2 separate regions of the Homo sapiens genome follow, and region 1 is linked to region 2. A link is a loop called in an ENCODE intact Hi-C map of the cell type or tissue named here. Cell type or tissue: MCF 10A. All regions are shown on one strand. Links, peaks and the distances in the headings refer to the core of each region. The heading gives the core; the rest is flanking DNA.

Region 1 (12,061 bases), core at 3,460-11,459, 250 kb after region 2:
AATGTAAGTGACATTATCAAGGTGACTTTCAGAGACCAAAGTTGGGGCCAGAGTACGTACTCAGATACTCCTTTGCCTACAGCTGGCTAGATTTCCATCTTTACTGCTGTCTTGGGTATGACAGCATGTCATGGAGGATTTTCTGTGGCATTGCTGGAGACTGTAAGCCACATTTTAACATTCTTTACTCTTCCATGGTGTGCACCAGATAGGAGCATATGGTTCCAAATGTCTGTGGCAGTCGGGTAGAGGACACAATAAAAAAAAGTTGTTTTATGTTGAGAATATAAAAAAGAGAGACAAATAATGCAATGAATTGGCCACTGGAAAGAAGGCAGCTTCAATGTTTTAAATTGCCTATTATGGTTGTTACAGAAGAAAAACAGAGAGAGTTAAAACATTGATAATGTCTACTGCTGTGAGGGGAAAAACTGTTCTCATTGATTATTGTAGAACTATTCAATGAGAAAAAAATCAATATTACTCTAAGATTGTCAAGTCATTTTACAGAATACAGGTACTTTGTAATAATATTTTACAAAAGATTGTCTTTTTTAGGATTTAAAAAGATAGAGAGTCAGTTGATAAACTGGTCTGGTTTCCTGTGTGAATTTTCAGCTCAATAATTTTACTGTGGTGGAAGGAAATTTGTTTACCTTGCCCTGGAATAAATATCCACCTAACCGGGCTCTTACTTGTTTTCTTCTCATTATGTAGCAAGCTTTTGGAGATCAGTTCATTTGCCCCAAATGTCTGAGCTGCACAGAAGTAATGCATTTCCATTTTTAAACACTTGGGATTCAGTGGGTTTTTTTGTTTTTATTTTTTAATGACTGAGGTCACCTACTCACCTATTCACAGGCAATTAGTACACAGATTTGGAGATACTTTTAAAATTTACTGGCCATGGGAAAACTCAGGCCACTTTAATCAAGTGATATCTTATAATATGCCTTACTTCTTAAAGAAGGAGATACATTAAATTCGTAAAGTAGGAAACAGTTTGCCTTAAAGAAAGAGATTATCAAATGCAATTCTTGTGACCTACGTTGCTGTGACCAGGACATTAAGAATAAGATTAATTACCCAGTCTTCAAAAATTGTAATTATCTAACAATTATGAGCTAGCTAAAAAAAGAACAGTGTAGGTGAAAAGTATAAAAAGGTTGAGAAATATCTAGGGTCTCCTCAGAAGCAGACACGCAGACGAGGATTTGAGTGTTGTTAGTTAATTTGAGAGACAATTCCAGGAAAGAATAGTAGAGGAGTAAGGATATGGGACAAGGAAGGAGAGGAAGCCAATAAAGATGCACCGACAAGCAAGTGATCACTCAGGCAACTGGAACTGAATCCCTTTGGGAAACCGGAAAAAGTATAGAACATACCTTGGAGTTTTCCCAATGGGTATTACTTCCAGTGACATTGACTCTCTAGCACTAAACGCAAACTTCCATAGTCAAAAAGAAAGGAAGGAAGGATGGGGGGAAGAGGGAAGGAGGGAAGGAAGGAAGGAAGGAAAGAAGGAGGAAGGGAGGGAGGGAAGGAGGGAGGGAGGGAAGGAGGGAGGGAGGGAAGGAAGGAGGGAAAGAGGGAGGCAGGGAAGAAAGAAAGAAAAGAGTCCTTAGGCAGAAAGTCCCAGCTGTATTCAGGAGGCCATGTTCACATATAGTGGAAACTGCTGAGAACATATGGATGGGGCATTGAGAGCATCTGCTAAAGCAATGTATTTATTTTAAAATTTAATTAATTTATTTATTTTTAAAGAGATAGGATCTCATTCTGTCACCCTCATAGCTCACTGCAACCTCAGACTCCTGGACTCAAGCAATCCTCCTGCCTCAGCCTCCTGAGTGGCTGGGACTAAAGGCATGCACCACTACTCATGGCTAAGTTATTAAAAACATTTTTTTTAGAGATGGAGTCTCTGCCTAGGCTTGTCTCAAATGCCTGACCTGTAATGATTCTTTCACCTCAGTCTCCCAGGTAGCTCGGACTACAGGCAGGCACCACCATGCATGGCTAATTAAAAAAAAATTTTTTTTAGAGAAGTCTCACTATGATGCCAGGCTGGTCTCAATCTCCCAACTGCTAGTGATCCTCCCACTTCAGCCTCCCAGGTAGTTGGGACTATAGGTGTAAGCCATCATGCTTGTCTTGCTATAACAATTTATATTAAAAGTTATAAAATAAGTGCTTCTGGATAAAGGTGGAGGATTGAACACTTTTCCCCCAGAAATCTCACAAAAATGACAATTAAAGTACAAGGAATGGGAAGATAATCAGAGAAGTGGAAACTTTCTTGGCCAACTGAAGAATTCTATATCTTAAAGTAGTACTGCCGAAAGGCAAGAATCAAGCTAATCTTCAGAGTAGAAAACTCATTGCTCAGAACTAGAAGCCTGGATCACATCAGGACCTGCAGCAAACAGAGAACTAGTATGAAAGGGCTTGCTGGAAAGCTCTTTAGGACACAATTGACTTCACGCTACTGGATAACATCCTCTCCCTATAACTTTCACATGAAACAGGGGCCATAGTCTCATGGAGTTGATGTTTGCCAGCTCTTTTCTTTCACTCGACTCCCAGAGGGCACCAGAAGAATCTTCTCTTGGGAATATAATCAGCCCAAGAAAAAACTCTTAAACATACTCTCAAACACATATATACTGACATCGGAGTTTTCCTGATGTCACTCCAGGTCCCTCTTTAGAAAACCTTAGAACCCCCTAAGTCCTGCTTATTGCATTCAGATCTTACAATCCACATTCCAGTTCCCTTTCCTTAAACATGAGCACACAACAAAGGGTTAAAGGACATTTAAGGAAGTTTTTCACCTTGAAAGTTGGAGACTAAAATACATGGAAAAAAAAAGGAACTTAAAAGCAAGAGACTATTTGGAGGAAAAGTCTCCCAATAATATCCTTAGAGAGTTAAAAAATAATGTTGCATCTATAAAACAAAAATAACACATTAAAAAGTCAGATGAAAAATAAATCAAAAACACAAGAGCATAAATGAAAAAAATCATAAAAGAATTGAACAATAAAGTTGAGAAAATATTCCAGAAAGTTATACAAGTTGACAAAGAGAGGAATTAACGCAATACATACAACACCGGAATAAATTGAATTTTAAAGAGAGCTATTTTAAGCACCTTTACTCAGGACGTTACTCAAGCATGTTCTGAGAGAAGGAGAGAGATAGAGATAGAAATAAAGACAGAGAGACATGGAGGCAAAAAGAAGGAGGAGAAGGAGTAGAAGAGGGAGAAGAAGGAGAAAAAGAAGGAGACAAGAACAAGAGTGGGGAGATGGGGATAGGACAGCAAAGTAAACTATAAACCCTGAACAGTGATTGAACCTAAAATTGTAGTATTTTAAAAAGAGGAGAGACTGGGCGTGGTAGTTCATGCCTATAGTCCGAGCACTTTGGGAGGCTGAAGTGGGAGGATCATTTGATCCCAGGCATTCAAGACCAGCCTGGGCAACATGGTGAAACCCCATCTCCATAAGAATATAAAAATTAGCCAGGCATAGCATTATGTACCTGTAGTCCCAGCTACTCAGGGGGCCGAGGAGGGAGGATCACTTCAGCCCCGGAGGTCCAGGCTGCAGTGAACAATGATTGTGCCACTACACTGTAGCCTGGGTGACAGAGTGAGACCCTCTCTCAAAAAAAAAAAAAGAGGAGAAAGAGAAAATCAATTTAATCAGATGAAGGTGTTAAAGAGTAAAATCATGTCAATATTATCTATTGACATAATGGAAGTCAGTAGATAATACCTCAAATTGATGAAGTCGACAAACACTATTTATGTATACGACGGAGAAACAGAAATATAAGATGCATAAATAGTGGACAAAATAGCTGAAAGAATTGGAGAGCAGGAGCTGGAGGAAGAGGGAGAAGTGGTACTGCTTCAGTATGTTTTTATTTAGTACTATTTAACTTTTAAAATGATATGCATGTATTGCTTTGATAAATAAAATATAATAATTTAAAAAACAGATGACATTTGCTGTATGAGATTACGAGGAGAGAAATTAAACCAGATGTAATAATTAGAAATTTGGCTAATTTACATGATTTAAATATGAAGGGGTTTAATGTGTTTTGTTGTCAGGAGCCTTAAATTGAAATTCCATAAGGAAGGGTAGGCTGAATAAAAATTAGAGCGTCGTAACGGTTGTGAGCTTCAATTTTAGCTTTTTAAAGGCAATTTCTAGCTCTCTAACTTTAAGTTTTCTGTGCATTTATTTAATCATTCCCTGAAATAATTTGAGCTTATAAGATTGCTGAAAATAATGATTAATGAAACACTATGTAAAAGCAAACTTTCATCAAACATTGACTACATTAGTGAAACACAGGAGACGTACCATGTTATACCTCCCTGCCTGAACTGAGATTTCTTTGTTATAGCTTACGGAATTCTTGACATTCTAAGCATTCAGATCTAATCAGTCTGCCAATACGAATTGAGTTCCTACTATGTGTCAGAAGTCGGGAGTGGCTCTGGACGTGCACAGAGCCACAGCATCGTATGCACGCACAAACCCCGCTCTCCTGGTTCTTGAAATCTAAAGGAGAGAGAGAAACATTAAACAAACGAATAAATAGTTAACATTAAAGATAAGTGGTGAGGAGGAAAAGTACAGCATGCCAAGAAGGAATAAACTGGGTTGACTTATTTTTCACTGTGGACCCAAGGAATGCCTCTCTGAGAAATGAGATACTCAGGAATAAATAATCCTTAACCAGGTAACCTGTGAGAAAAAGGATGCTTAAGGACTGAGAGCGGTTTAGGGAAATGTGCTGTCATGAGGAGTTGGGCATGACTGGGGAACAGAAGAGGACCGGTGGCCCTGAAGCCGAATGAGAAGGAAGAATTCTGGAGAAGTAGAGTGGGGAGGAACACCAGAAGCAAAAGCAAGGAGAAGCTGGTATTGTGGCCCAGGCTGGTGGGGAACTCCTCCTTGTGAAGCATGTAACTGGGTGGATGAATGATGGCAAATGAGTACAGGTGGAAAAGATGCATCTGGCTCCAAGGTTTTACATCAGTTTTAGAAGAAATTCTAAAATCCTCAGGGAGGCCTGTAAGGATCCCTAGGGACCTAGAATCTGCCCACGTTTCCCATCTCATCTGGTGCTACAGTCTCTCCAGCTCACAGCAGCCAAATACGCTTTAAGACCTTTTCTATCACTGGGAACTGCTTTCTGTAATAGAGCCTTCTCTCTGCCTGGAATGTTCTTCTCGTCCCCCTTGCAGTCACTCCCAAGTTCCCTTTAAGGCAATGTGTAAAGCTTCCTTCCTCTGAGCAGTCTTTCCTGAGCTCCTAATAGAAGCCAAGTTCCACTTTCAAAATCTCTTCTCACATCTATTAGCTTTTCTTCATGGAAACTACATTCTGTCCCTGTGCCTCAGTGTCCTTTTTTTGTAAAAGAGAAGAACTAATATGAGTAACCATCTCAAAGGGTCATGGGGACTTGGGACTGCAGGGCACTAAAAGTAGTGCCTGGTATATAGTAAGGGCTCTGTAAACATTAGCTATTATTTGAAGGAAGCTAGGCCCAAAAGAATATATTCACGCTAAGTCTCAAAACAGGCTTTTTATTTTTGAGACAGAGCTTTGCTCTGTCACACAGGCCAGAGTGCAGTGGCGCGATCTTGGCTTACTGCAACCTCCACCTCCTGGGTTCAAGCAATTCTCCTGCCTCAGCTTCCGGAGTAACTGGGATTACCAGGCACGTGCCACCACGCCCAGGTAATTTTTGTATTTTTAGTAGAGACAGGGTTTCACTATGTTGGCCAGGCTAGTCTCAAACTCCTGACCTCAAGCGATCCACCCACCAGGCATGAGCCACCATGCCCGGCCTATTTGCAGGACTATTTACATGATCATAAGCCCCATGAAGGCAAGAACAATACCTATTGGCTGGGCCTCTGATAACTAATGTAGTCCCTGAAACAAACGATAACAAATTAAAACATAAACTTCATGCTGTCACTTCTCTATTCAAAGCTTTCAGTGACTCCCATTTCATCCAGAAGAAAAGTCAGTCCTTATGCCAGCCCACAAGTCCTTAGCAGATGCATGCACCTGCTGCCTCTCTAATTTCACCTTTGCTACTCCTGTGTCACTCATGACTTTCCAACCACAGGAGAATTAACTGGAGTTGGTGGTTTTGCTACATTGTAAATGTACTAAATGGAATTAAATTGTTTGTTTTGAAAAGGTTAATTGCATGTTATGTGGATTTAATCTCAATTTGTTTTTTAAAAAGCTGGGGCTTTAGAACCATAGTGACCCAGCTCTAATTCTGTCACTCAGCTCTATCATTTCTGACATCTGCTTCACCTCTCTGCCTCAGTTTCTTTAGCTGTGATATGTGCATAACAGTAGTACTTACCTCTTAAGGTTGCTGTATTAGGTAAGTTAACGCCTGTAAAAATATGAAGAACAGCGTCTGGCATATAAAATAAATACAAATAGATGCTCATTATCTTAAGGAAAAGCTCATTCTATTTATAAACAAAGGAGAGCAAAAATATGAGCCATCCTTTTACAAAATTTCTACAATTTATATTGACTCTTAGGTCTGGAACAGGAAGTGGAGAATATGAGTCTAACCACTTCATGCTATGGTTGAGGCAGTTAAAGTCCGAGGAGGTGATGTGACTTCTCCAAGAGCAGTGAGCTGTAGTCAGTGGTCAGCCCAGGGCTGGCTCCCAATACCCTGAGTACTCAGCCTGGATCTTTCCTTCTTTAGCCTGTGATGAGTCCAACATATGTATGAAATTAGCTAAATACCAACTAGGTTCAGACCCTCCATGTGACTGAATTTCTTTAGAGTCTCAGGTTATTACAATAGGATGTGAAGGGATAAATAACAGAGATAGGTTTTCTTTTGTTTTTTTTTTTTTTTTTTTTTTTTTTTTAAGATTTCACTACAGCTGCTTTCCACAGTGCTTTGGCAGATAGACCAGTGTTAGTACAGAAATTACAGTAAAATTGTTAAGGTATGTGTAATGATAGCCACTTTGCTGAAAATGAAATTATAAAAGAAACCCCTACTCCATATAGCATTTTGCTGAAATCTGAAGAAGCACATGTAGTGTTATACTCTGGTTTTCCTAGACATGAACTCAGGATAACACTAAACATTAAGCTGATCAATGTAGGTGCTTTGAATGAAATTAAAAGAGAAATTAGTCTCCTTATTCAACTCAATCTTACAAATCTGCTGCTATAATTTATAGGTTGTACATCTTATGAGAGAGCATCACTCATTCATTTATTCATTCAGTGAGTAGTAATCAAGCTCCCTCTAAGCACCAGGCACAGTGTTACACACTAAGGTTTCAAGCAAACAGAACAGACAAAGAGTCCACTCTCAGAGAATTTGTAATAAAATAAATAAAACAAGTAGAGAGTTAATAATGACCAGGAGGGATCTAAGAAGGGCCTTGTGAAGAAAGCCAGTGGGAGGAGCTAATTTAGATCAAACAGACAGAATGGATAGAAAGAGGCAAATGAGAGAAGAGAGACAATTAAGAGTTTATTGTAATAGACCAGATGGAAGATGGAAGATCATGGTGATTTAGGCTAGTGCCGTGGCTCTCAATCAGGGGTAATTTTGTACATCGGAGGGCATTTATTTGACAATGTCTGCAGACATTTTTGTTGTCCCACCTTGGGAGGAGGATACTGCTGACATCTAGTGGAGAGAGCCCTGGGAAGTGGCTAAAAGTCCTACAAAGAACCGGACAACTGCCTTCATAAAAAATAATTTTCTAACCGAAAATATCAATAGTTTTGAGGTTGAGAAACCCCAGGCTAGTATGATATCAGTGGAGTATAGAGAAGCTGACTAAAGACATACTCTGGAGGTAAAGCCATTATAAAAATAAACTGATACGGGAGTAGGTGAAGAAGTAAGGAAAAAAATGAAGGGTGACCTCCTGATTTTCCAGTTTTAATGGCTGGGTGGAAGGTGGTGTTCATATTGAAATAAGAAAATTTGGGAGAGGATTCAGTGCGGGACAATGACATGGGACAGAATCAAGGATTTGAGATGTTGGCTCACTTAGAAATGGTCACTAAAATTGGCTGCATGAATCGGGAGGTTTGAGCAAAAGACAACATTTGGGAATCTTTGGCTAAAAGGTAGTATTTAACATCATAGAAATATATGATATGACCTAGCGAAAAAAGCATAAAGAAGTAGTCAAGAACTCAAGATTTAGACCCTACATCAGCTACACAGTCCCAGCAGGCTCTAAAAGCCACTTGATCTTTTGTTTTTGGTGCCATGAGTAACATTTTAAGTTTCCTCAACTATGCTCACAACATTTTGAAAAGACTGTATAACATTCGCATTCCCCAGGTTACTCTAAGCTATTTTTCTTTGTATCTGTTATCTCCTAAAAATTAAGTAATTTAAAATGGATTAGTATCTAAGTAATGCCACCAGCTCTCATAGGAAGCACAATGCTGCATGTCATTGTACTGTTTTATTGTTAACCACGGTGTATCAATTTAAGCTTAAGATTTGGGGAATGGGAAAAAGACGGCATGCATTCAATTAGACATGTTTATTCTTAAGAGGGCACTATGAGAAAATGTGAATCAAGAGTGATTACCAGAGTCATTTCGGGCAAAAAATAACTGGATGAATATATGTACAAAATACAGTCCTTCTAAAAAGCACAAAACAAATTAACAGCAGCTGCTGATCACTCATGAGTAACTCAACACCATGAGCCTGTGTACATGAGCAGTGGAGAGAAGCATTTTAACAAGGAAATAAATTTCAGTTTTAAGCTTTACAGAATTTTACAGATGATACAGAAACATAACTGCAGTGTGCCATTTAGTTTTCGAGAAACTTCCTTTAGGAAATCTCTCTAATATCTCTAATTATCAAAATGAACTGTTTCCTCATAAACCAGAGACAATACAGGTAAAAAGTAGCAAAACTCCTGAAATAGTATCAGAACAATTATGATTACCATATAATTAATTGGACCAGTGTTGTTGACTTCTTGCCCAAAAAACAAAATATTTCAGTCTCTGCAATCTGGGGCAGATTATTACTAGAAATATATGCATGGATTCCTTTAACCAGAAAAGTAATGACCACAAATAAACTAAAATATGCTGAGTAACAAGGACCTTGGGAAATTCTTCACATGCAGTAGCTCATATAATCCTCCAATGGCCCTGTAGTGTTATTATTATCCTCATTTTACAGATGAAGATATCAAGTCATAGAAAGTTTATTAGTTAGTATAGAGAAGCTTATGCTGCAGTAACAAATATCTCAAAATTGTAGTGGATTAAAACATAATGTTGAGCTGGGACTGATTTGTTAGCAGTGTGTTGCTGTTCTAGAAACATTCAGAGCAACTCCCTTACAAAAAATTACTCAGGGATTGAGGCTGCTTTCATCTTAACCTCTAGAACTTGTGGCTTTCAGAGTTACTCTGGCAGGGAAAGAGAGTCCTGGAAGTCATGCAGGATCTTTTTTCACTGTCTTCCTTTTCTCCTGGCAGCAGTGCACTTCCACTCATATTTTATTGGCCAAAAATGGTCACATGATTCCAACTAATTGAAAAGGTAGATTCCAACTAATTGAAAAGGTACAGGCTTTCATGAGCCAGAGAAAGGGAAAACTAGATATACGTAAGCACCAGCAATGGACTACAGGCAGACATAAAAATTTAACCAAAGCTAAAAACATAGACTTGGTAAAACCAGAATTTAAACCCAGTTTGTTCAAAAGCTGACTTAATTCTAGACCTTGGGTCTTCAAACTTTAGCCACTCACTATCTGCTATGTATTGGTCTTTGATGTACCCAGAGAAAATAGATGACTAAAAATGCTTACCACAGACCTTTAGGTTTAAAAATAAACCCTCTAACAGATTTACATTCATTCTCACTTTAAGAAATACTTACTAATCCCTTTTAAACCACTGATTCTTTGAGTTTTGAAGCATCACTTCCTGAAGAACCCCTTTCCAAACTCTTAAATGGGATTACACTACTTTTTTTCTTTACTTCCATAACACCATTTTGTAAAGCTCATCATACTTTAATGCCAATGAGTTCCAGAGTGGCAGCAATCATATCCCTCTGTGTCTCCAGAGATTGGCACAATACCTCACACAACGTGGGCTCTCAAAAAATATGCATAAATAAATGAATAGTTTGACTTTGCCTCTTTTCTGAAGCAGGTCATGCTACTGTTTTTCTTAATTTTTATTTGCACAGGAAGGGTCTCGCTATGTTTCCAAGGCTGGCCTCGAACTCCTGGTTTTAGGTCATCTTCCCTCCTCAACATCACCAAAGTGCTCCAATGTAAGCCAGCACACCCAGCCTTGCCGCTGTTTGATATTCTCTGGTCTTAAAAATGCTCCCCGAATGAGACAAAATTTACTCTTCTACAATTTCCCTCTGACAATCTTATTTTTCTTAGCTCTTCTCACATATCTAACACTGAATAAGGCTACTTTCTTTTAACACAAGAATTCTTCAAATGTCTGAAGATAACCAGCATGTGCTCCTAATTCCTCTTGGTTTCCTCAATCTTTCCACGCAAAAATGCATTCCTAAATCCCTATCAGTCCCTCTTCTTATCTGCAGACATGTTCTGCTTTGTTAACTCTCATCCCAAAGTGTCCAGAACCAAGCCTACTACTTGAGATATGAACTGACTAGCTTTCCACAGTGGAGTTCTAACCTCCCTTGGAGAATGAACATGCATTTTCCCCACCATAGGGTTTTTAGTGAAAAGTATAGTGTCTGACACCACAAACAAAATACTCAGTAGGTATTTGTTGAATAATGAATGAATTAATTAATTAATACACGAATGGACTTTAAGATATATTAGATTCCTTTTGCAATTGTTTCCCACTCTAGGCTCATATAACAACTGTGGACATACTTTTCATATGGATTTGGTCAGTTCTTCAAAATCTATTTACCAGTTAAAAAAAAGAGATGTTAATATAGACCTAGCAAACATATATATAGAACATTCCCCACAAAACTCGAAGGAAATTAATCCAACATAATCAAATGCTGATTTCCCTAGGGAAGTGTCCTTGTCCTTCTACAGAGAAACAGTCTCCAAACCTACATTGCTAAAATAGCCTATCTTTCAGTATTCAGACCTGACAGTTAAAAGAAATGAAGAAAAGTAGCGGCGCTGGAGGCTGCTTCTATCTCAGTGGCATGTGTAAATGGAAGCAATTTGCAAGAGATTATCTTGGGTCCAAATAGGAATGAAGCCACTATAATCTTGGAGTACTGAAGCTTTCTCATTCCTCTCCCCCTTCCCCTGTTCATCATCCTCGTCAGAGTCAAAACAGGAGCCCCGGTATTTTCCAAAATATTGGAGGTGATTTTCCATTAAATGATGGGACGAGTCATAGCTGGCTGTCTATAAGACCCCCTAACAGGTGCACACGGACATTACCAAGAAGGCTTCCTTGCCACTCACAGCGGACAGCAGAGGCTTTCTCTGCTCGGACCAATAGTTTAGATTTGATCTGTCTTGAGAATGCAACACTCGATCGACTTCCCAGCAGCAGAGCGCAAAGTTGAGGGAGAGAAAAAAGAGCGTGTGTGTGTGTGTGTGTGTCTGTGTGTGTGTCTGTGTGTCTGTGTGTGTGTGTGCGCGCGCGCGCGCGAGTATCTTGATCAGTGGGGTTGGGGCGGGCAGTAAATAAAGGGTGGGGCCAGCGAGGGGAGGAGGAAAGCAAAGATTCAGAGAAGCCGGAACGTGGCTCCGCTCCCAGTTAACCTGCTGGAGCTCATCAGGCTTGCTCAGAGCCCCTGCACCAACTCACCCTGTACCCTCTCTCCTTCTTCGTTAGTCTTCTTTCCCCCTTTTCCCTCCTCTGTCTGTGCCTATCCCCCGACTTTTGCATCTGACCAAAGGACGAATGAGGGAGACGTTCCTGCAGATCGGGGCAGCAACTTTCCTCAGCTGGTCTCTGGGCTCCGGGAGCCAGAGAGCGCTGATCCTCCGCGGTCTGCGGCCCATGGAA
Region 2 (12,061 bases), core at 1,295-9,294:
TTATTCTCTTTGTAGCAATTGTGAAGGGGAGTTCACTCATGATTTGGCTCCCTGTTGTCTGTTATTGGTGTATAGGAATGCTTGTGATTTTTGCACATTGATTTTGTATCCTGACACTTTGCTGAAGTTGCTTATCAGCTGAAGGAGATTTTGGGCTGAGACGATGGGGTTTTCTAAATGTACAATCATGTCATCTGCAAACAATTTGACTTCCTCTTTTCCAATTTGAATACCCTTTATTTCTTTCTCCTGACTGATTGCCCTGGCCAGAACTTCTAATACTATGTTGAATAGAGTGGTGAGAGAGGGCATCAATGTTTGTGCCAGTTTTCAAAGGGAATGTTTTCAGTTTTTGCCCATTCAGTATGATATTGGCTGTGGGTTTGTCATAAATAGCTCTAATTATTTTGAGACACGTTCCATCAATACCTAGTTAATTGAGAGTTTTTAGCATAAAGGGCTGTTGAATTTTGTCGAAGGCCTTTTCTGCATCTATTGAGATAATCATGTGGTTTTTTGTCATTGGTTCTGTTTATGTGATGGATTGCATTTATTGATTTGCATATGTTGAACCAGCCTTGCATCCCAGAGATGAACCTGACTTCATCATGGTGGATAAGCTTTTTGATGTGCTGCTGGATTTGGTTTGCCAGTATTTTATTGAGGATTTTTGCATCGATGTTCATCAGGGATATTGGCCTCAAATTTTCTTTTTTTGTTGTGTCTCTGCCAGGTTTTGGTATTAGGATGATGCTGGTCTCATAAAATGAGTTAGAGAGGTTTCCCTCTTTTTCTGTTGTTTGGAGTAGTTTCATAAGGAATGGTATCAGCTCCTCTTTGTACCTCTGGTAGAATTCAGCTGTGAATCCGCCTGGTCCTGGATGTTTTTTGGTTGGTAAGCTATTAAGGATATGAACAGACACTTCTCAAAAGACATTTATGTGGGAAAAAAGCTCAAACCCTACTTCTGGCTACCCACCTCCACCCTACCCCCAGTTTCTAGTAACCATTATTCTACTCTCTACTTCTATGAGATCAATGTTTTTAGCTTCCACATAAGTGAGAACATGCTGTATTTAGTTTAATTCACTTAACATAATGTCCTCTGGGCTCATCTATGTTGCCACGAATAATAGGATTTTGTTCCTTTTTTATGGCTGAATCATAAACACCACATTTTAAAAATCCATTCATCTGTTGACGACCACTTTGGTTGATTCCATATTTTAGTATTATGTATAGTCCTGCAATTGACATGGGAGGGCAGATATCTCTTCAACCTACAGATATCCTTTCCTTTTGTTACATATCCAGTAGTGGGATTAAGAAATAGTCTTTTAACAGTAAGCCTTTGGAGAACCTAATGAACTGAGCAACTATCCAGAAGCATCAATATGTGACTATCATGTCTTCAAAACACCCCCCAAATACCCAGAGTACTATGAATTCTCTCTGAAGCACTATGAAGCACCAAGAGGGAATGAAACTTGTTCATCAACTCAAATGTGGATAATTCTGGTGCATGACATAACAAACTGCTTAATAAAGGAGGGTTGTGCCTTGGATTAACCCAGAACAAAATTTTTCATTGAGGCATCTTTGATCTACAGACTGATATCAACCCAACTTTATTTTAATTCTTTCATAATCAAAATTGATTTGTTCATTAGCTCTGTTTCCAATTATATGTTTGTATAATATACAAAATCTTGTGGAATACTTTTCACTTAAAAATAAAATTACATACAAAAGTAAAAGTCATCTAAAACCCCTGCCTCAAAGAGATAAGCAATATTAACATGTCAATATTTGATTTTAAATGATCACTCTTCCCAAACATAGTCAATAATCAGAAAGGAAAATATGAACATATTATTAATCATTGCAGCCGTGGTAGCCAATCTTTTCATAAGGCATACACTCTGTGATTGGACTTTACAAAAATAGCCCACAATCCTCACATAAACTATGAAAAGAAGCTCTTTTACCTGAGGAAAGTTATGTTCAGAAAGGCTAAGGAACATATCCCAAATTACATGGACAGTAAGTGGAGAAGCAGTGCGCAAATGCAGATATATCCAAATCTAAAGCCCTTTCAGTGCCCTGTGCCTCTCAAACACCAGTGTCTCTTCTATTTCTGAAACAGACAAGGCTGGTTTGTATGCTGGGCCGTCGATAATTTTGGCATATTAAACTAATATCTTTTAAATATTCATTCAATAGTTATATAATGGAAACAGAAAAAACTGATTTTTTTTGTGAATGTGTATATTCAGAAACAAATTCACTTACTGATTCACTTCCAAGAACAAATGCAAAGCTAACATTCTTTAAAAATTTAGTAAAATATTCTCTAACTCTCAGTGTTTTCTTCTTTCTCTTTGAGATGTTTTTATTGTTTTCCAACCTAGGCCACTTCTTAGGAGGCAAATTAAAGGGTTTTAACTTGAGATGTGAAAATTATTACTTATTCCCAGTAAACAGTATCACTCAATGCATTAATGCGTTTCAGAATTTCAGCAGAATTGGACTTCATTTACAAGTGGTAAAAAATATGAAGCCAAGATGGGTATTTGCCAGCAAAAAGATATTTTTGCAAAAGCATTTTGCAAAACCCAGTGTCTCTTACTTTGGGGTTTAAAAAGATAAATGATGGTTTTGTAATTCTCCCTTCTTTTGGGGTTTAAAAAGAATAAATGGTGATTTTGTAATTTAACTAGTTTTTTTTTCTGTTTTTTGGGATCAGAGAGATGGTCTTTAGAGACTGTCTATATTTGAACTGGGAGAGGAATCCTATATATTGCTGCTTAAAAGGAGAAAAAAAGTATAGCATAAGAGGACAGAATTATGAAGAACACACTCCCTAAACAGCGGTGGAAGTTTTTCTTCAAGCATCCACAATCCAGTTCAGTCTGAGAAGTCCTTCCAATCCTCTACTATTTCTCAAGTCTTGGCATTGATAGGCCCTCCTAACCTTAGCATCAATGTCCTAAAATTTCATTTCTCTAAAAATTACCCAGCTTGGCAATTTAGAAGATCTAGTCCTTCATTCAGCAAGTATTTCTGGATGGTCTGCACTTAGCTCAGAGTCAGAGATTCACCAGTCTTCCTGGGCCAGTCTGGAGAGCTCCAGCATCACTCCCCAGGTCAGTTCTGCAAAAACCTCTTCAGTTGTCTCTTCATGAGGAAATTCACAAATTTAAATGTTAGACCCTTACATGCAAAGTCAAAAAACTAGTAAATAATAAAATCTCTGTTCTGGATGAAATGGATTAAGGAATCTAACCTGAGTTATCCAGAGCTCAGACAAATAGAGATGATTTTTAGCTTTTAGTCATGAAATCTCATCTCTCTCTCACACACACACACACACACAATTTCTTGAGTTTTACAGATCACTCTGAATTTATGGGTATATTCTTCATTTACGTATAATTCATTCATTCAAAAAATAATTAATGAACACCTACTGTCTACAACATTCTAGATCTTGACTTTTAAGAAGCCCTGGATTACCTTGAAGGAATTTTACACTTAAAATACTTTATATTTTTTAAATTTTCAGATGGATACTTGCTGTATTCTATAATGTTCAAAAAAGCATCTGGCAGGAAGCATATGAGAAAAGCTAAAATAAGACAATAGGTGACGAAGGGAGTTAGACTGAAATTGCCGGGTTCTTTGGACTTAAATACTTCATCTGTCTCATGATTGTGTTTAGGATCAGAAGTGTCTGTTAGTATTAGAACTTTGGTTCTAATTAAAAGGACCCCATGGTCATTTTTAGAAAGTAAGGGATCCATACAGATGTTGTTGTGGTGGGGAGGACTGGTTTATTTTTGAAAACAAGAGTGTGAACAACTCAAAATAAAACATGTAAGAATGAGACTATATAGTAGACTAGGTAAGCTCTCTAGTTCATAAAGTTATATAGAACTGGCTGCAAATCCCACCTTTGCAAACCACTAGTTGTGAAAACCTAGGAGTTATGAAGCCTCTGAGAGTGTCAGTTTTATTATTTGAAATAAAATTCGAAATATATTTATTATTTGAAATAATAACAGAACCTCATAAGTTAGTTTGTGAAGATTCAATATAATGATGCCTGCAAAACACTTACCACAGCTCAGAACAGTGTAGGTGTTCTCAATAATATTGAATTACAAAGAGTCCTTCTTGAAATGTAAGGGGATAACTGTATATCACTTAAAGACTATGCATAAATGTTTAGATATTTTGGGTGAAGATGGTAACATTTAGGGAAAACCTTTCGGAATTCTGAGCTCAGATGAGAATTAATAGATCAATGATGCCCTAAAATCAAGATGGTTATAACACAACTAATGGATCTAGAATTCAGTATTAAGTGCCAGACATTACAACAACAAACTTCTCTCATATTAACACTTCATGCAAACATAGAAACCCTAGTATACTGAAGAGGGTAGTGATATCATCCAAACACCAGGGGGTGCTCTAGTCTACTTTGTGCAGAAGAAACAAGCATGGATCATCCTTGTAAATAGAGAAGATGAAAGGTTTATATCAAAACATGATAAATGGTAGGACATAGACCTTTGGAACAACTCATCATTGTGGATTATATTTAGAATTGACCATAGCTTTATTTTTCTCTATTACTTTGGCTTTCAAACGTGAGCCATAACAGAGGGAAAGCAATGCAAATCGATTTCTAGTTATTAAGCCAATATTACACAGTATGGCTTGTATCACATGGTTTTTTTTAAACTCTCTTTAGAGACTCCATAGTTTGAAAGGTCATTTCCAAGTCATTTGCAGGCAAGAGAGCCTACACAAACAAACAAAATCTACTCAAACAAAATTACTGAATCTTGGCTTCTCAGATTAAGTAATTCAGTCTATTTGATGTGGCATATCTTTCATGTAACCACTCAAGAAAATAGGCATGACCATATATGGCCCCCTTTTACTCAAATATTTATTGATCATGGACTATTGCAAGGCACTGGGAATAAGAAAATTCACAAACATGAATCTTGGTTCCTAACATAATAAATCACCTGACACTGTCTTTTTCCCAAGATTTACATGTGAGTAGGAAGAGACAACTATTATACGTCTAAAAGAACAAATATATGAGAAACTGGACATATAAGTGGACAATGGTCAAGTCATGTTCAAAAACAGAACTCTGACCAACAACCTACAGGAACTTGCCCAGAAAACCAATCCTTTATTTACAATAAACATCCCAGAAAGCCAGACTGCTATAAGTCAGACTTGTAGGGAGTCAGACTGCTATTGCTAGTACTGATACCATAAGCTAAACAATAATTTCTATAACAATCAGCCCCAAATGGCCAGAATTTCATTAATAACTGACAGTTTCTCACATTTTTGTCACTGCTTTCAATATAGGACCAACCAGAAAAAAACAAAAATGCAACCCTAAACAATTACATGGAATATCCAGCTATCATTACCCCACCTGCAGCTTCTCCATGTTAAAGTCTCCAATTAGAGGGTACCTGAGGTCTTCCCACTTCTTCAATTAAGGTGTGTTTGAGGTCTTCCCTTTTCTGCATGATGAAGCTTTTCCACTCCTCTGCCTGCCTTTGAGACTTTGCCAAAATGCAAACATTGGTGGCTGACTCCCTGGCCATGGCAAGTTCTGTATAAACAGACTTTGCTTTCCTCATTTGGTTCATCTTTGTTTATTTCCATATAAATAATATGACAAGTTGAAAGAAGTATTATTGAAAACAACAGATGAGGGTCAAGGAATAGAAATACCTGTGTAGGAGAAAGGCAAAACTTTTCAAGCAAAGACCTAAAGAAAGCGAGAAACTGAGCCATGGGAATATCCAAGGAATGTCTTTCCTATGTGGAGAAAAGAGAGTGCAGCCTTGAAGAGGAAGACTGCTTATGCAGTTTGAGTAACTGCCAGGATTTCAGCTTCTCTTGGGCAATACAGGCAAGGAAAACAATTGCCAGAGATGAGTTCAGAGAGGTAGTGAGGTAGTGAGCCATTGTAAGGGGTTCGACTCTTACTCTGAGTAAGAGGAGATGCCTTTTCAGGCTTAAGCAGAGGAATGACATAATCTGACTTCATTTTTAAAAGACTATCCTGGTTGCTGTATTGAAAATATGTTGTAGGGGTGCAAGGGCTAGGAGACCAGACTGCTGAATGAAGACAAAAAAATGATGGTGGCTTGGATCAGCTGATAGTGGTGGATGTGGTGAGAAGTGATTTGATTCTGGACATATTTGCAGGCAAAACTGACATGCTGATCAGTGGAACCTGAAGACAGAAATACAAAGATGCTATGAGGGTAGCACCGATGTTTTTGGATGAATAAACTCTGCAGGAGAGAATTGCCACTGAGATGGTATAAGCAGTTTGGCGTGGTTATTTGTAACAATTGGCAATTTGGTCTTCGTCATTCTAGATTTGAGATGCCTGTGGAGATTTTCAAGGAAAATAGCAGAGTTGACATTTGCATGTATCTCTGCATTTCAGGGGAGTGCTCCAAGCTAGGGATAAAAATTTGGAAGCTGTCAGCACATACACAGAAATCAGAGCATTTATATTGTCACTCTGGAACACGTAGTGTTTAGAGGTTGGCAAAAAGAAAAATCTCGCCAAAGAGAATGTGAAAAATTCACCAGAGAGGTAAGAAAATAACCAGAAGAAAGTGACATCCCTAGAACTTAACACTGAACAAATAAGGAAGTTGTCAATGGACCACCTTCTTCTCATCTGTTAAGTAAGATGAGAACTAAGAATTCATAGCAAAATTTAACAATGTGGAAATTATCAGTGGCTTTAAAAAGAGTTTTTTATGGGAGTTATGAAGAACAAAGTCCGCTTGAAAATAATTGAAAAGAGAATGGGAGGAAATATATCAAAGAAAACAGAAGAGGCAATTCTATCGATTTTTATTTTTAAAAGAGCTTAGAAATAGCAGTAGGAAGGGGTTGCCATTCAAGGTAAAGTATTCATTTGTTTGATTTTAAAGACTGGCTGTATTGCATGGTTTGAATGCTTATGTAATAATAGGTAAAATCATGACCCACCTAAGATGTCCACATTTTAATCCCCAGACCCTGTGAATATGTTATCTTACATGGCAAAAATCCTTATATGTGATGAAAAATCTTGAAAGGAAGAGATTATGTGATTTTAAAAAAACTCTTGAAATGAAGAGATTATGTAATGAAAAATCTTGAAATGAAAACGTGATGAAAAATCTTCAAGAGATTATGTGGGAATATCTAGGTAGGCCCAGTGAAATCACTAGTTCTGATAAGGGAAAGAAGAAAGCGGAAGAGTTAGAAGAGATGTGAGAGGAGAAAGAGAGAGAGCAAGAGAGAGAGAGAGAGAGAGAGAGGAGAGAGAAAATGCTACACTGATGAATGCGAAGATGGAAGAAGGAGCCATGAGCCAAGGATGAAGGAAGCCACTAGCTGAAAAAAGACAAAGAAATGGACTTTCCCCTAGTGCTGCTAGAAGGAATATAGCCCTGCCTATCTATTTTGGACTTCCGACTCCAAGAAGAGTAACATAATAAGTTGGTGCTCTTTATGCCACTAAATGTTTGTAATTTGTTACAGTAGCAATAGGAAAGCAGTAAAATGCTCTATTAGATTGGAGTAATCCCATTTGGAGTTGTCCCACTTTCCTGGGCCAGACCAGTACACATCTTACACATATTGATTGATGTCTCTCATGTCTCCCTCAAATGTGTTAAAGCAAGCTGTCCTCCGACCACCTCGGACCCTTCCTTAATCTTGGCAAAACACGTTCTAAATTGATTGAGACTCGTCTCAGATATTTTGGGTTCACTTATTATTGAGAATATAAGAGGTGAAATTATTGAGAATAAAAATGTCTAGGCAGTCATTCTCTTGGGCTACATATAAGCCCCACCTGGAGAATTTAAATCAAAACAATTAAATCAACATCTGGGAGGATAGAGCCCAGATGTTAGTATTTTCTTAAATTTCTCCTATATACTTCTAATATTCAGTTAAGATTTGTGTGCCTTTCAAGTAGCTGGCTGAGCTGAAGTAGAAAGTAGGATCATTGGAGATGATGGTGGGGAATGGAGAGGCCCAGGACATCAGCCGGATTATCATAATGTATCATGAATTCATTTTCAATAAAGACAAAAATATTGGTAGAGAAAGCGACAGAAAGGCAAAAGCTAAAATGTTCAAAGAATGAGAGAAAGTGACGCAGGAGTCTTTAAGTGACTATATCAAGTGTGAAGAAGAGGGATAGAAGTATATAATATAATCTGATAGCAAGATCTTTAGATTTGGAGGTTTTAGGACAATGGGAGAGGTATTGATTTAAAGTTGGCAATGACGCTGAATAAGAGGAGAATGCCTCTTTGCTTCCAAGGCTGAAATCAAATTTAGTTGAAGCATTTGGGTCAGTAAAATAGCCTTCCCCTTTCTCTAGATCACTGCAGGCAAAAATACATTTTCAGGGAGGGTGTAGGTGGCCAGGTTTTCCTGGAGCGCACAAGCGATGGAAATATTCATAACGGAGGCTGGAAGACGCGATTTGACTGATTAGGGAACACACGATCCAGAAGGAACAGGAAATGACACTTACATTGTAAAGATGAATGAGATAACGTGTGAGGTGGAATTGACTTTTTTAAGGAAAAGCAATAAGGAAATCTCAGCTGTTTACTGATACAGTTCTTGGAAACTCTCATTATTATCATAGATTAGGCTTTTGTCCCTCTTAGCACAAGGACAATTGAATTAATTATTTTTCTAAGGAATCTTGGGTAGAGTGTTGCCTGGGTGTTATTAAAGATATAAGAAAGAAATAGGTGAGTTTCTCTCCACCCGCCTCTACCATTACATATGGGAAATGTTTATAGAACTGTAATTTCAAATATTTGACAAATATATGGATCTAAACTACAAATTGTATGTAACAGTAGTTCTGTTTAAAGACTTACTGCTATACCCAGAGATCCGTCCCAAGAATTACTGGACACTTAATTACCCTTGAGTAAGATACTCTTATGCATATGTATAATTCTGTGACAGACACTGATAGTTGGCTGCCCAGTATCCATTTTTCCTTCTTATTTTCTAAGAGAACACTGACATTTTTCAGAGCATAAACGTGCCCTGTTAAAAATATTCTCCTCTCAATATTTTCTTGACCTAGAGATTACCACGTCACCCATGTCTGGCCTGTGAGACCTAAGTGAGAATCTCCTAGGTCAGTCTCCCTAGAAAGTTTTGTATTTTCTGATAGAGACAGTCTCAGGAACATGGACACACTTGCCTTTCCTTTGCCTGCAGGTGACAGCCGTTCTGAGACTCTGAGGACAAATGGTACATGCTTGGTTGCTAGAATCAGGCCTCCAGACAGAGTTTCTGTCCTTGAGGACTTAACAGAGCAGCTGCACCAGCCCTGAGCTGCCAAACTCTAGAATTTTTTTTTAAGAGAGAAAAATAAACATCTTATTTGTATAAGCAGCATGAGTGTGTATTACATAAAGCCAAGCGTAATTGCAAGCAAATATAATTTACTTCCGAAAAAAAAAAGTTCAAAAATACATTATTTTATTCCCTACTATAAGTAAAAAAGATATTTAATCAGTAGATTACATAAATTATGCTTATGCATATTCACACAATGAAACACAGTATCATCATAAATATAATGAGGTAGACAAATATGTAATGACATAAAAAATGTTCATGATAGAGTATTAGGTGGAGGGAAAAACAGCCAACCAAACAGCATCTCTACTATGTCTTGACTAGATTTATTTTCCTCTAAATCTTATCTTTTTTAATTTTAATTTTTTTCACTTTTATTTCAGGTTCAAGGGTAAATGTGCAGGTTTGCCATATAGATAAATTGTGTGTTGAGGGAATTTTGTGTCAAGATTATTTCATCACCCAGATAATCAGCATAGTACCCGATAGGTAGTTTTATTTTTTTCAGGTTTGGCTGTGGTGAGTCAGGGTCATAGTCAAGTTCACAGATAGAGCCGAATGGGAATACCAAAAAGACACCAGTTTGTTCAGTCTGGAGTGGCTGGCTGCATCACAGTATAAGAAACATATGATTATCTCTTTTATGTCACTGTAAATGGTGGCAAATTCTCAAAATTCTCCCAAAGCCAATTAAAAAAAGTTTTAAAAATTGTATTATTCATTTTTCTTTTATCCTGATTAAGTATATTGGCTAATTTTTTGCCACAATATAGCTTATAACTGCTTCAAGAAAAACCTTTTACCCGTGATTTTGGGGAAATCAATATTATGCAACTATTAAATTTATTAAATAATATTTAGATTTGGGGGTAACTTTTTAGAATTCAGAGGACCTTATGTCTCTAATTATTGTTAATGTTGAACTCATTTATTTGCAGGCAAAAATTGCGTTATAATCTGGCTTCTAAATTCACATGTGATATGCTCCAGGGAATACTGTGTTTTCATGTTTTTTAAAAAAATGTTCTTTAAATGCTATATGTTTAATTATAGAAAAAAGTAAAGTCTAAAACTACTCTGACCCATAGGCTATTCGTGTGAGCAATTGCATGCCTAAATAATTAGCACTTCTATTTACAAACACAAGCTTAATACCAGCAAAATATCCACTGTAAAGTCTAAGATGTTTTAATGAAGCATTTTACATATACTCGACACACAAGTGCTTGGGAAACCTAACAGGCTTATTTTATAACCCTTCACATCATCTGGACAAGAATTATGATTACTGTCGAAAATATATCCACCATGTTTACACCGTTTTTTCCCCCCAAATCACTGATTAGTACATTTACAGCCAGCTAAGAGATGCATGGTTTGGTTTTTCTGTTTTTTTGTGTGTGTGTTATGTTTACAGCTGGTAGCTTTTGAATATTCTTTGAAAATGCTATACTCTAGAGATCACCGCCTGATTGAATTTTGCAGGCTTTGCCACTCAGGTGAGTGAAGGTTTGGCATTTTATTGCCTTAGACACGGATCACACACACTAAGCAAAACAACAACAACAAGAAACCCAAAGCTATTTCAATTTATCAAGGGGGCCACACCTAAAATATTAAATAAGGTGAAACCTTTCGTGATCAGTAATTCTCTTAAGCTTTAGGTGCTTTTTTTCTACGCAGTTTTTTACATTTCTCTAATGATTATATGAAAAAGTACAGCTGATTTATGTGGCTGTCTGCTATCTTCTAGGCATAACACAGGATTGCCTGGGAGAATAACACCCACCTGTTGTTTTGAAAGGACAAAACTTGAAATGCCTTAGGAGTAGAGTCGACTGTCTCTGATAGATGACAAAACATGTTTTGACTATGGATGTAATTGTGTATGACTGGTAAATTTAGGCATAACCTTTTAGAAAGATCATTTAACATGCCTTAGACATAACAACAGAGGAATAAAGTGATAACCCACTGGATTTCTATTAAAACAGTCATCACATTTTGTATTGGTGTTAGTTTCAAAATAAAATTAATCTGACATATTCTTATTTTTATTTTATTTTATTTTTTGTTTTATTTTACTTTAAGTTCTGGGATACATGTGCTGAATGTGCAGGTTTGTTACAGAGGTATACATATGCCATGGTGGTTTGCTGCACCTATATTCTTATTGGTCACAGAGTATTTAAAATTTGTTCAGTGTTGTGGTAAGAACCAACATCAAATGAATAATTGAGAAATGCCCTTGAAGATGATTGAGTCCAGGGACAAAAGAAAGGTGGCACAGATTGGTACATGACTGTTACTTGAAGGGGCAGACTGTCATATAGAAAGACAAAGTGCTACTGGTTTTTACTGAAAAGAGAAAAAATAGATCATATCTGGGGGTGAGTACAGGAGAAACACAGTAAGGTTTTCATGTATGAGATGGAAATTTAGGTGAAATTTTGAGGGTAAAGAGTTGGAGATTCAATTGGATGGGGAGTTAGAAATGTTCAGGTAACGTTGAATGAGAAGAGCTTTGACCAAAATGTAGAGCTGGAAAAAGATAAGGTGAGTTTAATTTGGTTGAGAGCAAATAAAAGGAAATAAGAGCAAA

What was found. Peaks named below come from ENCODE experiments on the same cell type or tissue, not always from the same donor. Only the 100,000 strongest peaks of a DNase experiment are listed, where the experiment ranks them.
Region 1: it touches region 2 in a loop (4-fold over the local background); 7 of 110 quality-filtered maps call a loop at or near these places.

What each region holds. Positions count from the first base shown.
Region 1 is chr21:29,939,743-29,951,803 of GRCh38, reverse strand. It overlaps GRIK1 (glutamate ionotropic receptor kainate type subunit 1), which reads left to right and starts at 11,808. Exons shown (of 18, transcript NM_001330994.2): 1 at 11,808-12,061. RefSeq lists an enhancer at 12,021-12,061. In MCF 10A, for the core only: a CTCF peak has its summit at 7,650; no DNase peak of the experiment used is centred there.
Region 2 is chr21:30,187,300-30,199,360 of GRCh38, reverse strand. No RefSeq gene overlaps it. Among named protein-coding and RNA genes, the nearest start is that of LINC00307, 18 kb to the left of the region's middle. In MCF 10A, for the core only: a CTCF peak has its summit at 4,461 (motif pointing right); a DNase peak (open chromatin) is centred at 4,470.